2 separate regions of the Homo sapiens genome follow, and region 1 is linked to region 2. A link is an interaction called in ENCODE POLR2A ChIA-PET data of the cell type or tissue named here. Cell type or tissue: OCI-LY7. All regions are shown on one strand.

The links. Peaks named below come from ENCODE experiments on the same cell type or tissue, not always from the same donor. Only the 100,000 strongest peaks of a DNase experiment are listed, where the experiment ranks them.
Region 1: POLR2A ChIA-PET joins it to region 2 with 6 read pairs; 3 of 35 experiments call an interaction of 5 or more read pairs at or near these places.

The regions. Positions count from the first base shown.
Region 1 is chr2:197,147,497-197,149,996 of GRCh38, reverse strand. The region is part of intron 2 of ANKRD44 (ankyrin repeat domain 44); the gene reads left to right. Among named protein-coding and RNA genes, the nearest start is that of ANKRD44-AS1, 49 kb to the left of the region's middle. In OCI-LY7, no CTCF peak of the experiment used is centred here; no DNase peak of the experiment used is centred here; H3K27ac peaks cover 1,823 bases.
Region 2 is chr2:197,461,622-197,464,121 of GRCh38, reverse strand. COQ10B (coenzyme Q10B) reads right to left here. Exons shown (of 5, transcript NM_025147.5): 3 at 1,391-1,583. Among named protein-coding and RNA genes, the nearest start is that of COQ10B, 9.3 kb to the right of the region's middle. In OCI-LY7, no CTCF peak of the experiment used is centred here; no DNase peak of the experiment used is centred here.

The DNA.
Region 1 (2,500 bases), 310 kb after region 2:
TTTCTTCTTCTAGACACCCTAAGGATGTCATTGGGCTAGAACCCATTTTAACCAGTATTATTACTACTATTCTCTTTTCTCCAGAACCTTCGCCCTCCTTCTATTCCATCTCCTATTCCATTAGTTTAGCTTATGGCAAAGTAGAGTGGCCTTCTACCTAGGCAGAGGACATAGTGCTACCTCCTGGCTGATTTCTCTCTATCCAGCATGGTGATTACTGTGGCTCGGTCATTCACGCTTTGACTCATGATCAGGTGTTCCTTGTTAGAAGAGAAGACGTTAGCAACCCTTGGTCAATAGTGGAAATGCACTATTATGTTGGTTAAGGTCTTAATAGCACTTGTGATTGTTTCTGTGGTTCTGCTGCTTTGGAGAACTAAAGGAGTACTGCCTGAATACAAGTCTTCTCTGCAGTTACCTGTCTGTGCCATGTCACTAAAGGAGAGTATCAATTCGCATAGTTATTCTGGAAACTACCAGAAACCTTTAAGCACATATTAACAGGAACACTGGGATTCATCATCAAGAATTTTTACAGTATTCATGCAACACACCCTTTTTATGTTATAGAAACTTTGGTTTGAACAAGCTGTGCCATAAAAGGGGCCACAGAATCAGCAAAACCAGTCATATCATGACAGGCCAACCAGATTTGCAAGGTAGGGAGGGATGTTGGAGTTTTCTTAGCTTTTTATTTGAGGCCAAGATCTCAAATAGAGTTGCCTTTGCTTCAGGTCAAATGAAGTCATAATTTGGGTTGGAATAGTCCCTGTTTAAATCACTTAGGCAGGGTTTAATTTGTTGAACCAAACCCTGAAACCAATTCAGTTCACAAAAGAACATGTAATTACATAGCTTTTATCCAAAAATCCCAGTAGAAAATTTTAAGTAGATATAGCGAGGATTCAAAGGGAACATGAGGCTAAAATGGAAAATGCATCTAGGGTTATCAATAGAAATAGAAAACATTTGTGAAAATCTGTTCTCAGCTTATATAGTTCATTGCACAAATTAATACACTTGATTCTCAAATAAGCTAACATGATTTCAAATACTGAATCTTTATTTTCAAAGATAGGGTGATATATCTATAACAAGGTTGATTGTAGTCATATATCGTACTGAATTTTCCAATGCATGCCATTATTTTATAGTTGCATGACTGCCCTATTTTCACTTTTCCATAGTAATTGCCTGCAGCCATACATAGACAACATGAGTTTCCAGTGAATCCAAACTCCTTTTTGTCTACTTAATGGTAGTGCATTCTTTATAAAACCTACTTACCAGACTTTCTAAAAAATAGACTGGTTTGAAGATCAATTCTTGTTGTGTCCCCTGCCTGCCATCTGTTTTAGATATTAGTGAGTCATGAAATGTCTAAAAGCAATAATCTGTGAGAGACAGAGGAAGAGCAGAGGGTCTGGACTGTCAGAAAATGGAATAATATCCTTGGGCTAATCAAGGGTTGTTAGATGTATTATATAATCAAATTATGAAAGGAATAATGATTAAAATCAACAGCGAATCCAAGAAACTTGAAACTAACATACATGCTAGTTTTAGGAGAAACCTTAAAGACATAGCAGATGGGCTTTGGTTACCATTGCTATGGAGGAGTCAATAGAAGTTAGTGGAAGAAACCATACGTGTAGACTAGTTAGTTCAGCCAATTTATGCTGAGCACCAAGTATGCTGCTACTATGGGGATAAAGAAGAGTGAGGCCGGTTCTTTACTCCAGGAAGTTTTCAGTCTTTGGAGGAAAGATATCACACAACTCTCTATGCCAATGACAATAATGGGCTTCGTATGGAGCACTGCTGTGCACTTATCTCCTGCTTGCCTAGGGCTTTATTTACTTATATGATCTTTAGTCCTCTTATCAGTCCTCTAAGGTAGATTTTATTATCGCCAATTTACAGATGAGGAAGCAACGCTTTTTTCCCTTGCATGTTACCATGCTGCCTTTCAGCACAATCTGTTCAATGCCTTGCCAAAGATACAGACTGAAGTCTGCTGGGTGAAGGTCAGATCTTGACTGTGCTATATACCTGTGGAATCTTGAGGAAATTTTAAAATTTGAGCTACAGTCTTCTTATCTATAAAACAGAGATAATATCAACCTTAGCTCTCAGCCTTAATGTCAACATTCTCAGAAAGGCCTCACTGACCACTCTTATTCCCATCTCCTGAATCACTTAATCCCATACGGTGTTTTATCTGAAATAATCTCATGTGTATCTAGTATACTATTGTCTAGTATACTATTGTCAGCCTTCCCACTTGAATGTGAGTTTCATGAGGGCAGGGACCAGGCCTGTTGTAGTCATCCCTCTGTCCCCAGAATATGGTTTCTGGCATAGAGTAAGCATTCAGTAAGTATTTCATGAATGGGCAGTGGTCCAAACAACAATTAACAAGCATAGAAAGGAGAAAATGACCACAGTTATGTTTAATGTTTAATGTCCTTGTGAACCATTCCACTATGTTTCCTTAGAA
Region 2 (2,500 bases):
ATCTCAACAATGTTTATACATATATATGTATATATATATATGTGTGTGTGTGTGTATATATATATATACGTATATATATATGTGTGTGTATGTATGTGTGTGTGTGTGTGTGTGTGTGTGTGTGTATATATATATATATATATATATATATATATATTTTTTTTTTTTTTTTTTTTTTTTTTTTTTTGAGACAGAGTTTCATTCTTGTTGCCCAGGCTGGAGTGCACTGGCGCGATCTCAGCTCACTGCAACCTCTGCCTCCTGGGTTCAAGTGAGTCTCCTGCCTCAGCCTCTTGAGTAGCTGAAATTACAGGTACTTGCCACCATATTGGCTAATTTTTTCGTATTTTTAGTAGAGACGGTGTTTCACCATGTTGGCCAGGCTAATCTCAAGCTCCTGACCTCGGGTGACCCACCCACCTTAGTCTCCCAAAGTGCTGGGATTACAGGCGTGAGCCACTTTGCCCCCCAATATTTTTATATTTTTTCTTTTCATTTTTATTTAATTTTTTTTGAGACACTGTCTCACTCTGTTGCCCAGGCTGAAGTGTAGTGGCTTAATCACAGCTCTCTCTAGCCTCAACTTCTTGGGTTCCCATCTCAGCTGCCTGACATGACATATTTATATCTTTTTTTTTTTTTTTTAATTTTGAGACAGAGTCTCACTGTGTTGCCCAGGCTGCAGTGCAGCGGCACTATCTCGGCACACTGCAACCTCTGCCTCCGGGTTCACGTGATTCTCCTGCCTCAGCCACCTGAGTAGCTGGGATTACAGGCAAGCACCACTACGCCCGGCTAATTTTTGTATTTTTAGTAGAGACGGGGTTTCACCATGTTGGTCAGGCTGGTCTTGAACTCCTGACCTCGTAATCCGCTCGCCTTGGCCTCCCAAAGTGCTGGGATTAAAGGCGTGAGCCACAGCGCTATGCCTATATCTTTTCTACCTTTCTTTATCCTCTCACCACTTTAATTTTTTTCCTTCCTTCTTCCCCACCATTCCTTCTTTAACTTAAAAAACTATATATTTAGTAAACAAATTTACTCTTCCCCCAATAATAAAAGTATTTAATTCATATTTTAAAACAGTTGAAAAATTAAATTAAAACATTTCCCACTTGGGTGGCGCAAGTGATCTGTCCTGTGGGTCAGTAGTCCTCAATAGAAGGGAAAAAAAAGGGAAAAGTTTCCCATTCCCATATTATATTCAAATTTCTATTTGGAAAGAATAATGCTAACATTGTATAAAGTAACACAGTTAGGAGATATAATAAATTTTTTACCCTCCTCCTGTTAGGTTAAATAAGTTTTTTTAGGCTATTACATTTTAACTCATTTGACAAAGTTAATATATGGAAGAATATTTAAAAACAACAAAAAACAAAACTGTTACCTTTACTAAATGAGGTTTCACCAAGGTTACTACTGATGTATATCGCTCCAACACAGGTGGAAATCCAATTTCTAATCTTGTTTTACAATATCCAGATCTCTTTGATATAACATCTGATTTTTTGCACCAAGGAACAAAATGCTTGTAATCCTCCACTCCCGATACTACATCATACATTTCCTGCATTGAATATCTTTAAAAAATAAAAATAAAAAAGAGGTGTTAACTCCATCTAGTTATATAATATATGCATACTTTAAAGTGAATATGTATAAAACTTACTGTGTATGATAAATAAATCATTCAGCACATATATTAAACCACATTCTGGAATCAATGACCTCAAAGCAACACAGAAAATAAAAGGTCTCTAAATAAACACATACATGATATGGCAGAGATCACAATTTGGCATCTCACAGGTTGAATCTGACATAAAGAGGTAATTTTTTTTTTTTTTTTTGAGATGGAGTCTCATTCTGTTACCCAGGCTAGAGTGCAGTGGTACGATCTCGGCTCACTGCAACCTCCACCTCCCGGGTTCAAGCGATTCTCCTGCCTCAGTCTCCCGAGTAGCTGGGACTCCAGGCACGTGCCACCACAGTCAGCTAATTTTTTGTACTTTTAATAGAGATGGGGTTTCACTGTGTTAGCCAGAACGGTCTCGATCTCCTGACCTGGTGATCCGCCCACCTCGGCCTCCCAAAGTGCTGGGATTACAGGCATGAGCCACCGCGCCCGGCCTAAAGAGGTAGTTTTTAAATTTTTAGTAGCCAGCATTTAAAAATTGAGAGTATGGCCAGGAGTGGTGGCCTGTAATCCCAGCACTTTGGGAAGCTGAGGTGGGTAGATCACCTGAGGTCAGGAGTTTGAGACCAGCCTGGCCGACATGGTAAAACCCGGTCTCTACTAAAAATACAAAAATTAGCCAGGTGTGGTGGCACACGCTTGTAATCCCAGCTACTCGGGAGGCTGAGACATGAGATTTGCTTGAACCCAAGAGACAGAGGTTGCAGTGAGTGAAGATCATGCCACAGCCTGGGCTATAGAGTGAGACCCTGTACACCTCTCTCTCTCTCTCTCTCTCTCTCTCTCTCTCTCTCTGAGACC